Linked DNA regions of Mus musculus: region 1 is linked to region 2. Evidence: chromatin loops called from intact Hi-C (ENCODE). Cell type or tissue: heart. All regions are shown on one strand. Links, peaks and the distances in the headings refer to the core of each region. The heading gives the core; the rest is flanking DNA.

Region 1 (5,378 bases), core at 89-5,088, 160 kb after region 2:
AGACATTCCAGGTCATTGCTGTCAATGTATCTACTGAAAGAAATAACACAGGTCCCAATTGCATCTCAGGAGGGGAGAGTGAACAGTGTCCATCTGAATAAGAAGGGCAAATGAGACTATTGTGTGAGCAATAGATTTACCCTTCTGTCTTCCCTTCTTTCCATGTTCTCTTCTCAATCATCTGTCTTCCCTGCCTGGGCAATGGGGCATCTGCACAGGTCTACAACATTCTAGCTTGGATCTCTGTACCTGGATGACTTAACAATGAAGGTTTCTGCACATTTGCTCATAGAGATTGGTATAGAGCAAAGCTTCACAAACATCAATTAGCCTCAGTCATCAGGTTTGAAAATATTGAGAGCCACCTGATTTTCACTAATCATAATGTGAGATAGGAAAGTTTAAATATAAATCCAATAGTCATTAAAGTCAGAGGTAATAACTTGGACTGCCTAAATATTTTAAGATCTAAAAGAATGGAGACAAGTTGGATACATGAAGCAAGTTTAAAAAGATGATATTTGTTTCTCAACCTGAAGGTTTTTGAATAGAACTTTCAAGGCAGGAAGGAACTGGGTAAACAGCATCATTTTTAAGAATAGTCTGCTGTACACTGATGCCAGGAAGGAGAATACGGCTCTTGATAACCCCAACCGACAGATAATCATTTCACTCAAGGCCACACCATGAATACTGTGAATAACCACCTGGCTGATGGTGGAAAAATCTAGAAATCGTGGCCCAACTGGAGTAGTTAGGGAGGAAGACCTTGCACTAAAACAAGGCTTCAAAGCAGACTCTGAAGGGATTGTGTCTGCTCAGCCCTCCGCAGACAGAGGTTATACACTAGAGATCCAACCAATGAATGGGCTCACTTCACTTCTTGTAGTAATTCCCTAAATAATAAAATATGTACTTTATATTAGGCATTACAGGAGAGTGAGCACTGAGTCTATGCAGATACTGCACCCTAATATAAGAACTTGAACTTCTGCTGATTCTGATATCTAGAAGGGTCCTGGGACCCAACCCCACAGGCAGAGAGAGAAATGGCAGGATCCTGTAGCTCTGGGAGAAGGAAGCAAAGACAGGACACATGTGTCTTCAAAACCAGGTTTGAGTTCAATGTGAAAAACGATCCTTGAAAGGTTGATCTTCTGGGTCACAGAGGAGCAAGCTTCTCGAGTTGGCCGTCTTCAAGAAGAGGTGCATGAACAATGCCGGTGAGCACCTAGACCTCACCCAGACTCCAGGCGGGCAAGGGGCTGCTTTGTGTAATAAAGTTGGTTTATCTGTCAGAAAGAAGTGCAGTTCAAACTTTCAATAGTTGATTGCTACCAGGCTCTTTTATTTCCACAGAATTCTTAGTGCAAAGCAATTATGCAGTGGTTTAAGAATCTGGAGGGAGTCGCTGTGTGTGGGTAGCCATACAGCTGTGGTCTGGTCTGTTTGCTTTCTTTCAAATTTTATATAGCACCTCAAAATATAGCTCAGCCTGGCTTGAACCCACACGCCTCTAGCCTCAGCTTCCCGGAACGCTGGTTTTACCAGTTTGTCTTGTTATCATCTGAGGTTTCTGATTTTTCAGAAATGTAGTGGTTCCCCCCACCCCCATAGGATCACTATGCAACGCAGGCTGGTCTGGAGCTCACTATACTGCCCAGACAGGCCTCGCCATTGACTCTCATGCTTCTTTCTCCGCAGAGCTGGTATTACTCGACTATACCCTCCGTGCTCAGCACTGATTTACTTACTTCTTAAGTCTTGTGCTTTCTGAGCTACATACATATTATGAAAGAGGCTCAGAACCTTAGGCTGCAAGCCATGCTCCTAGTGAAGTGTTAGGATCAGCATGGCGAGGCGGCCCTGCAGCCCCAGACCTTCTGGGGAAAGCTGCTCATGGAAAGATCCTGCTCTCTGCCTGTCATATTGCTTTTGTCCCAAGTTATTTCTCTGTTGAACCCTTAATTTGCTTTTGGCACTTAAAAATGGAGACTGTAGATCCATTTCTCAGAGTTGCAAATGGGGTAAGCTTATATGTGTGAAGAACCCTTAGACAACCACCAAGCATACACAAAACACAAAACATTCAGTGTTTTTTGCATCTTTCGAATTACCTTTATTTTTATTTGGAACATGAACAAAATGTTACACTCATAGGACTTATTACAGCAAAAAGATATGGATCAAATTCAGCAGAAAAAAAAAAGAATCTCAGAATGACCAGATTCAATCTTCAGAAAAACAAAAAGAAAAAAAAAAAAAAGAAATAAAGTGGTGTGTGGAAAACAGATGGCAGAAAGGAAGCACTAAGTAGCTATTTCACATGCTCTGATTCAGGTGAGTAGCAAGCATCACCAGTATGGACTGTCTGTGACTGTGTGTGTCTCCTTCCTCTCTTGTTAGATCTCAGTCTGTGGTAGAAGCTGGGACCTTGAAACATGAAGAGAAAGGAGAAAATGAGAACACCCAGCCACTGCTGGCTCTGGACTGAGCCAGCCAGCATCATGTGACATCTCCAGTGGAGCAACCGTCCAGCAAGCCTGTGCAACTGACCTACAGACACTCTGTGTGCTCTGCTTGACATGAGGTCCTCCATCCCAGTCCCAGCCATGACTGTCAGCAACCATTGGTCTGGGTAGCCCACACCGGACAAAGATCTGAGAGACGCTTTTAAAAATTTAACGAATTAATTTATGTTTTAGTGAGGAATGGTGACGGGGATGAAGAAAGGCATTTATGTAAAAAGGATTCTCCCCTCATATTTTTGGCAGCAAATATACTTCAAAAGGGGAAAAAAACCCTAAATTAGTTGCATATACATCACTCTAAAGACTCACACAGGAACCCTCTCCAGGTTTTGCAAATTAAGATGAAATGCATTCCGAAATAAATAAAACAGAGTTAAAATGTGCAGACACATCAGCAAGTTTAATGTAGTGCTGAACCCCAGCAGCAGTAGCTCCAATAATTTCCAGTCCTATTGACTTATTTCCTGACCTCATCACCAGCATCTAAGTAGTCAGCCTAAGAGTGTGATCTCCCACGTCTGGCTATTTGCAAAGTTTTTCATTTAAATCTCTCTCCTACAAGAATGATTTGGACATCGTGTTGCTTGTCAGACCATCAGCTGACTTTCATGAATTGCTTTTTAAGACAAAGAGGCAGTTTGAAAAAAAAAGAGGCTGCTTCATTGTAGCAAAGTGATTTCCTGTAGGCGAATGCCTACAGAGAGGGGGCAACTCATTGGAACACACACCACACACCACACACACACACACACACACACTGGTGACTGATTACCCTTTTAAGTTAATTCTTGGGTTACTACAGCAAAAACTTGCTATCAAATAAGTCCCTTTGTCCCCATGCTCCTATTACCTGTGGAGAAAGGCCCTGAGGGGGCAGGCATTCAAATCTCACAGAAAGACCCTTAAGGATGGATCAGCATGTAAGTACCAAGCTAAAGAGGACCAAGAATGCAAGATGAAATGCCAAAGACCAGCCTACTTCCTTATCCATTCTCCTTAGAAATGGATCCCAGCCCCCATGCATAGGAAGTCAGACAGAGAACAGCAAAGGGGAGGATATTTTATCTGTGCCATGTTTCCTGAGACCAGCTGAGTATGTGTAGATACCTTATTCTCTAGCATCTGTACGACACAGACACTTACTAATATGACCAGAGTGATAATGTCAAAATTTTTAATTGCTAACACTTATTAAAATACTTTACATTTTAAGCACTTGGTAGAGTGATTTACTAGCTGAACAGCCTAAAGAAAAGAGGAAACCAATTCAACTTACTTCCCGCCATAAACACAAAACATTACTGACTATGGCCACTTCCCTCTCTCCATCTCTCTCTTTCCCTGTTCCTTCCCACTTCTCTCCTCCTTACACTCCTCTCCTTTTCCTTTGTCTTTCTTTCTCTGTCTCCCTGTTACCCTCTCTTCTCTGTCTCCCTCCAATGCTGAAGATCAAACCCAGGGCCTAACCCCTGAGCCCTGAGCTACAAACTAGATGTATACTCCTCAGTTGATCTACTGTTTTATTATTTTTTTCTACTGGCAGAGAATAGTAACAGAAGCTATTTTTATGTTCCAACCTTGAAGAAGCAAAATTGAAACAGAATTTTAAAATATTTCCCAAACAATTGCATCATAGTATATTAAAAAAAAAACCCTACCAATTCATTTTGTATAGACCTTTAGAATTGTAAAATAATAACCTTGAAAAATGTTTACCAAGACATGGATGGAAATTCTTTTCTTATGACACAAGTAAGAGCGAGGAAAAATTAAAGTGAATTAGAAAATCTTTTATTGCTTGTGTTTATAAGATCAACGTGGGATCCAAGTACTTAAAATGCTGTTGGAGTGCACCACTGCCAACACTTGCAAAAGTAACGGTACTGCTGGCTTTTCACAAGGCAAGATTTAGAATCCTACTGTAATGACCATATTTTAAAAAACATGTTATATTTACTAAGTTAACAGCTAATTTTCACTCATTTCCTCCATTTTATTCCATGGATGTAAGGTGATAGTTTAACAATGAGAACACATGGTTTGCATTTCGCTATGTATATGTAGTATAGAGGAGAACTAAACCCAGCAGGTAACCGAGGGTTACTACATGAACACTGGATTGTATTGCCTTTGTCAGTAAGTTCCTCTGTTTAATAAATACTGAAGAACACAAATAACTTTCTGTTGTCTGAGAGTTTGTTTTCTTTTCTGGAATTTGGTAAGGATTTGATATTTCCCCTCATGCCTTTGCCATCTGTTTTAGAGGAATTTTTGAACACTGGCAAAGGAAGGGACAAGTACCTATTTTAAGAATGGACACATATTTTGTAAACTTTCCTACGAAGAGCTAATGTCCTTAAGCTAAAAGGGAAAGGATCAAGCTCAATGAATTGCTCTTTAAATGAGGTACAGAAAGCTGCTTTTTTTGGGCACTGCTTGAAAGGCACACATCTCTGTGTGGCTGGAATACCAGCCATTTCTGCAGCAATGTTGTTCGACTGGCTTAGAGATCAGTGCATGAATGTCATTACATTCTAGGGCTTGAGTTATCTTTAATTTTAAAATAGAAAATAAAATGCAGCAATGCTTTACTAATGATCATCTTGAGGAGCAAGATGGCTTTCTACTGCTCTTTCTCAGCCATGGATAGCACTCAAATCAAACATGCCTGTCAACGCTGGTTCAGTATAAAATGAGATGGCTGACATTATTCTGAGGGGAGGAAGATGGAAAAGCACTGCAAATTCATAATCAAGGATGCTTGACCACCTAGGATGCTAGCATCCCTGGGCACTTTCTATGCTGCTATTCCTACATGGATAAAATAGTGAAGAGACTCTCAGAGAC
Region 2 (5,378 bases), core at 141-5,140:
CATAAAGAAGTGAACCAGAGTACGATGTTTGACTTCGTTTTAAGGTTTGGTCTGTATGTATCCCCAAAGATGTCATGAAGAAATAAGAGGTAACAGATCTCTGAGGAAATAATGAAAATGTTTATGATTATAATAACCTTGGACAAGTTACTTCCTTCTCTGTTCCCTGAATTGCTCATGTGTAAAATAAGATTCTAATTCCAATGACTCATGAGCGAGAAGCCCATGCAGCCTCATGCGGTGGATGAGAAGGGATTCTCAGATTCACTCTATAGGCTCCCCATTTGCTCCACTTTTAAAAAATAACCTCTCTCCTCTCCTCCTTCTCATAGTCCCATGACCTAATTTTCTACTTACTATACAATTTTATCCAAACCATTTTGCTTCTGACAAAGTGATATTGGTAAATCTATCCACTTGACATTAAATCAGATGCAAACAAACCAGTTTGAACAGGAATGTGACCATCCCACTTGTGGTTATATGCCCTCAGACAAGTAGCCTCCTTCAGACCAATTCCTGTCCTGCGAGGCAGAGGATAAAAGCAATGCCTTTATGTGGAATGGAAGAGAGCAAAGTCACACTGAAGTTCACTGGCATACAACAAGCATTCAGTAGACACTGGATTCTGGAATTATCACTACTATTTTAAAAATCTGACTTCAAATATAATGGCAAACAGATGGCAAGTAAATTAGAACTGGATCCAGGAGGACACTATTTCAAAGCGAAAGTGGGATTATACATGCAAGAAATCCTCCCACTTGACTAAAGCACCTGCTTGCTTTCCCCAGATACCTGCCACATAGACCCTACCCAGACACGGTCCAAAAGGCCAGGGAAATTCTCACAGCCTTGCAACGTGATTGCGTTCTCTCTGGGGGTGTCAATGACCATGCAGTGATTTGAATACCTCATGTGAAAGGTTTCCTGAGATTAAGATGATTATTAATATTTATGGAAAAGATGTAAACTTTCGTCCATCTTGCCCTGACACATGTATAAAAGTGACCAACTGGGAGCAGGTCACAGCAAAGGCATGAGAGCAATTGTCCTACCAGAATTCCAGCTGGTCTTGCTCAGAGATGGAGGCTCCAACAGCAGAAATCTGTGTGGTTTCCGAGTTTTCTGCAGCTGCCAGGCTGAGCTGAATGAGTTAAACACAAAAGAACCACATACTCATTCATAAAGTAAGCATGGCCAGCACTTCCAGAGCCAGCAGAGTTGTTATTCTAGTGTACCCGCTTCATATGCATTGGGACACAAGTTGACACCCTTACTCAGTGATTCCTCTGATCATAACTTATCTCACAGCAGCATCAGCAAGACTTCACAATCTGCCCCTTTAAGATCCCTAAAGAAAATCCATTGCTTGCCTGTGTTTTCTGAGCTGCAAATTTGCATGTGAGTCTTTGCTGTCAGGACTCTGGTGCTGCAGAGAGAGAGACAAGCACAGAGGCACGTGTGTATTTATTTCTGGATTCCACTTCAGTCGAAACCAAAAGTTAAGCTCGGGTCCCGTTGTTTTGCTGTTTGGAGTCCCAGTTTCTCAAGTGGAAACTGTATAAGACATCCGGCCTGTCAGGCTGCTGCTAGGACAAACACAATCTTGGTAGAGTCCCAGAGGCAGAAGGGATTGAATGATGAATTCTGAAGTCAGGTGGCCACCTTTAATTCCAGCAGCCTCCTGAAAGTCCCATGCCTTAAGATGTAGTTGAAATCCTATCATGCAGTCTCTCACCTGTAAAGTAGGAGTGGTGACCTGAGGTTTACACTGGTTGATGCACAGAAGTACTTCTTTCTTAAGAATAAATAAGCCAAGCAGGTAAAGAACTGGGATACCAGGTCAAAAGATACTTTCTAAACACTGAAACCTTTGATCAAATTATCAACATTTTTCCACTTGGGAAATTGTAAAAACAATAACTATGACAGATCATAACTCCAAAATTATATTGGGCTGGAAGGCTCTGTTATTCTTATATACCTGGTTTAAAGGCCTCTTCCTATTGTTGGTCATAGGTTGTAAGAACAACAACCAGGGGACTCCTGACACACAAGTCCTTTAACACACCATAATCACATCCACAGTACTATGTGCAGACCAGCTGTTTCCACCCCAAGTTTTGAATGGGGGACCACAACAGAGGAACAAGTCAGAAAGTGCGGAGAGATAGAGAACATTCTTCCATCAATATCATTACCTCTCACATATCAGATATCAGCAAGCAAGGTCAGATATCAGCAAGCAAGTTGAAAACTAGCCTAAAACATTGTTTCTTCAGCAAAGTTGAGGCACTGTAAGAAACATTTAAATTTAGATAACTCCTAAAGAGTAACAGAGGCTGGTGAGATGCTTGTTTAGTGCCTTCAAACATAGGGACAAGAGGAAGGCCAAACATCCAGCCGGCTGCTTCTCCCCACAACATTCGATACAGAACAAAAGGTCTATATTGAAGATTAGCAAGCTTTGGGCAAGGTTTAAGACACAGAGCTGGGGCAAAGCTGAGAAAGTAGAGAAAAATTTAAAGAGGGACCAAAAAAACCTCAGTAATTTACTCAAAGTAAATCATATTCCAATGAAATGGCTTAGAAACTCACACTCAAAATAAAAATACAGAGATAATAAAATCAACATTTCTAAAGGCCAGACAGCACGTCTGTTTTGTTCTGATTTGACTGAGCATGGCTCTGCTCTGACAAGCTAGCTATCTTGGGGAAAGAGCCATCATTAAGTTGTGTCCTGTTATTTCAGTTTCAGTCCCAACAACAACAACAACAACAACAACAACAACAACAACAACAACAACAACAACACACACACACACACACACACACACACACACACACACACACACACACACACACACACACACACAGCTGCAAGTGCCTTACTTCTTTTCCAAAGCATTTCCATGAGCATTTTCTCAGTTACTGCTAAGATCTGTTGGGGACACGAAGCATCACTGACTTACTGATGGCAGCAAGAGGGGTTTGGGAGGAGACAATGCTGTCTTCTCTAGGGAGCAATGTGACTCACCCATGGAAAAGCTGAGGCTCACAGCTTCCATTCCAAGTTAATTCCAATGACATCTGGAACCAATTACTCAGCCTTGGAATTATTAGATGTTTCAAAAATACCATTGTAGCTGCTGCGAGGCTCTCTCTCTCTCTCTCTCTCTCTCTCTCTCTCTCTCTCTCTCTCTCTCTCTCTCTCTCTGTGTGTGTGTGTGTGTGTGTGTGAGAGAGAGAGAGAGAGAGAGAGAGAGAGAGAGAGAGAGAGAGAGAGAGAGAAAGTTATTCAGTTGTTCCTTGTTCCCTAACACTGTGCAGTAGTTTAATCTGGTGAAATTTCTAGAGATAGTCGTGCTTTCAAACCTCACTGGTGATTGCCTACCTGCAACAACCTCTCCAGTGCTGGTGTAGAAAAGGTGCCAAGTTCAGAGGGTGTAAGATGACTGACATAGTCATTGGGAGAAGAGTTTTAAGTCAGTTCTTTCTTCTGATTGAAATCCTGAGCCCATCGGTTAGGTGTACTTCTTAAAACTACAAATAAGCTAGCTGACTCCTTTAGCTATTACAAAGGCATTCAAGAACCTTTTACATCTGGCAAGAGTTCTGTGTCTCATCCAATTTTATTTTCCTGAATGATAGACTGTATTCTCACATATCCATGCTGAACACTTGTGAAAAAGAAAAAAAAGAGGTGGGGCTGGGGAAGCGGCCGGATAGCTCACTGGGGTCAGGTGAACCATGTTCTCCAAATCCCAAAGGCTATTCAAAGGGAGACCCAGCAAAATGCTGGATTCTGTTCCCTCTATTCTTTAAACAACAACAACAACTCGGAATTCCTATGGCAGTGGTCAGTTCTCCAATTGTTAGGAGTTTGGAGGTGAGCCGGAGAGTGAGAGTGACCAAAATACAAACTAAGCCATGATGGGTATTTATTAAGTGTTTATCATATGCTAAGAAGAAATGCTCTTGAGAAGACACTAGTAATAACTATCTAGCAGGTGGTGAAATTAAAGCTCAAAGAAGTTAGATCGTCTATCTGAGGTCTCCAAGCTGCAAAGTGCTAACATGGGCTAAAATCTCAGCCCCAATTCCTTAGGTACAGTAGCACACCACACAACTTGTCATTGGAATCCTTCTTCCCATTTTGGGGCTGGCTAAACAGACATTCAGGAGAGTGCTAAGGAAATTGCGAGGAAACATTGCTAGTCGCTTCTGCTCTGAGAGGACATGGAAGACCTCGTGATCTACAAAGCAGATCCTTCACCATATTCTATTCTAATTCTATAGAAGCCTGGAAGATCACAGGTTGAAAATCCTTACCAAATATACTAGTTCTATTTTTTTCTTGCTGTGATAAGCACCATGACTGAAAGTAACCTTGAGTGTAATGTTCTTGTTTGTTTGCTTTTTTTGTTTTTGTTTTTGTTTTTTACCTTACTGGTTATTGTCTACCATTGAGGGAAGAAAAGGTAGGAATTCAAGGCAATAGGCTGAAGGTAGTAATTAAGGAGAAACTGTGGAAGGACATGACTATTCCCTTGCTTTCGTGGCTTCCTCAGCTATCTTTCTTAAATAGTCCAGGCATACCTTCCTAGGGATGGCATCACCCACAGGAAGCAGGGCCTTCTATGCCAATTAACAAGTAAGAAAATGTTTCAAAGATATGGCCACAGGTCATCTGACCAGGACGAGTCTCCAGCTGATAGTCCCTCTACTCAGGTATGTCAAGCTGACTATCAACTTCAGACATCATACCCAATTTCTGCCAATAATACTTGACAAGGTTAACTGTGACAGCAGAAAAATAAAACAACTTTCATTTTCAAAAACCCATTGTCCAGTAAAGGAAATTTGTTATTACTTGAAAATTAATACAAGCCAAAAATGACCTCAATTTGAGCCAACAATATGGGCCAGCTTTGCCTACCCATTCCTTTGAATTATTAAGTAAGTGTTCTTGTAGATTCTCATTTGACATCAGAATTTCAGCTCTTTGGCTTGCCTGTCTTTGGCCTCAGGAAGCTATACTTGCTATACTTGCTGCTCAGTGAGCTTATTTGGTAATAACTGCATGGCTCAGCAGAGCTATCGGGATGAGATAAGGTGCAGGAGGAAGAGTTTCTCACACAGTGCAGCCTTCCTATCTTTTTTCACAGGTAAGAAAGTTTTCTTACTTTGATGTAATTCAGAGCCTCAGGTATCCAGAACAAAATTTCCCACTCAACTGAAAGATAGTAAAATGTGTTATGCAATTCTAAAAGCTACTGATTGATAAAGGGATAAAATTAGAAGGGCTTATAATATGATGTCACTGCCTCGTCTTTAATGTAGCTTGTTATACTAGATGACCAAGAGACTCCCTG

Evidence for each region. Hi-C counts contacts between places; a loop is a spot of excess contacts. Peaks named below come from ENCODE experiments on the same cell type or tissue, not always from the same donor. Only the 100,000 strongest peaks of a DNase experiment are listed, where the experiment ranks them.
Region 1: it touches region 2 in a loop (2.6-fold over the local background); 8 of 42 quality-filtered maps call a loop at or near these places.

What each region holds. Positions count from the first base shown.
Region 1 is chr4:9,446,984-9,452,361 of GRCm38, forward strand. Clvs1 (clavesin 1) reads left to right here. Exons shown (of 6, transcript NM_028940.2): 6 at 2,407-4,708. The coding sequence ends at 2,494. It overlaps Asph (aspartate-beta-hydroxylase), which reads right to left. Exons shown (of 24, transcript NM_023066.3): 24 at 2,102-5,378. Among named protein-coding and RNA genes, the nearest start is that of Gm11816, 160 kb to the left of the region's middle. In heart, for the core only: no CTCF peak of the experiment used is centred there; a DNase peak (open chromatin) is centred at 2,528.
Region 2 is chr4:9,284,356-9,289,733 of GRCm38, forward strand. The region is part of intron 2 of Clvs1 (clavesin 1); the gene reads left to right. Gm11816 (a long non-coding RNA gene) reads right to left here and starts at 3,036. Exons shown (of 3, transcript XR_881109.3): 1 at 2,896-3,036; 2 at 1,059-1,147; 3 at 1-100. In heart, for the core only: no CTCF peak of the experiment used is centred there; a DNase peak (open chromatin) is centred at 3,006.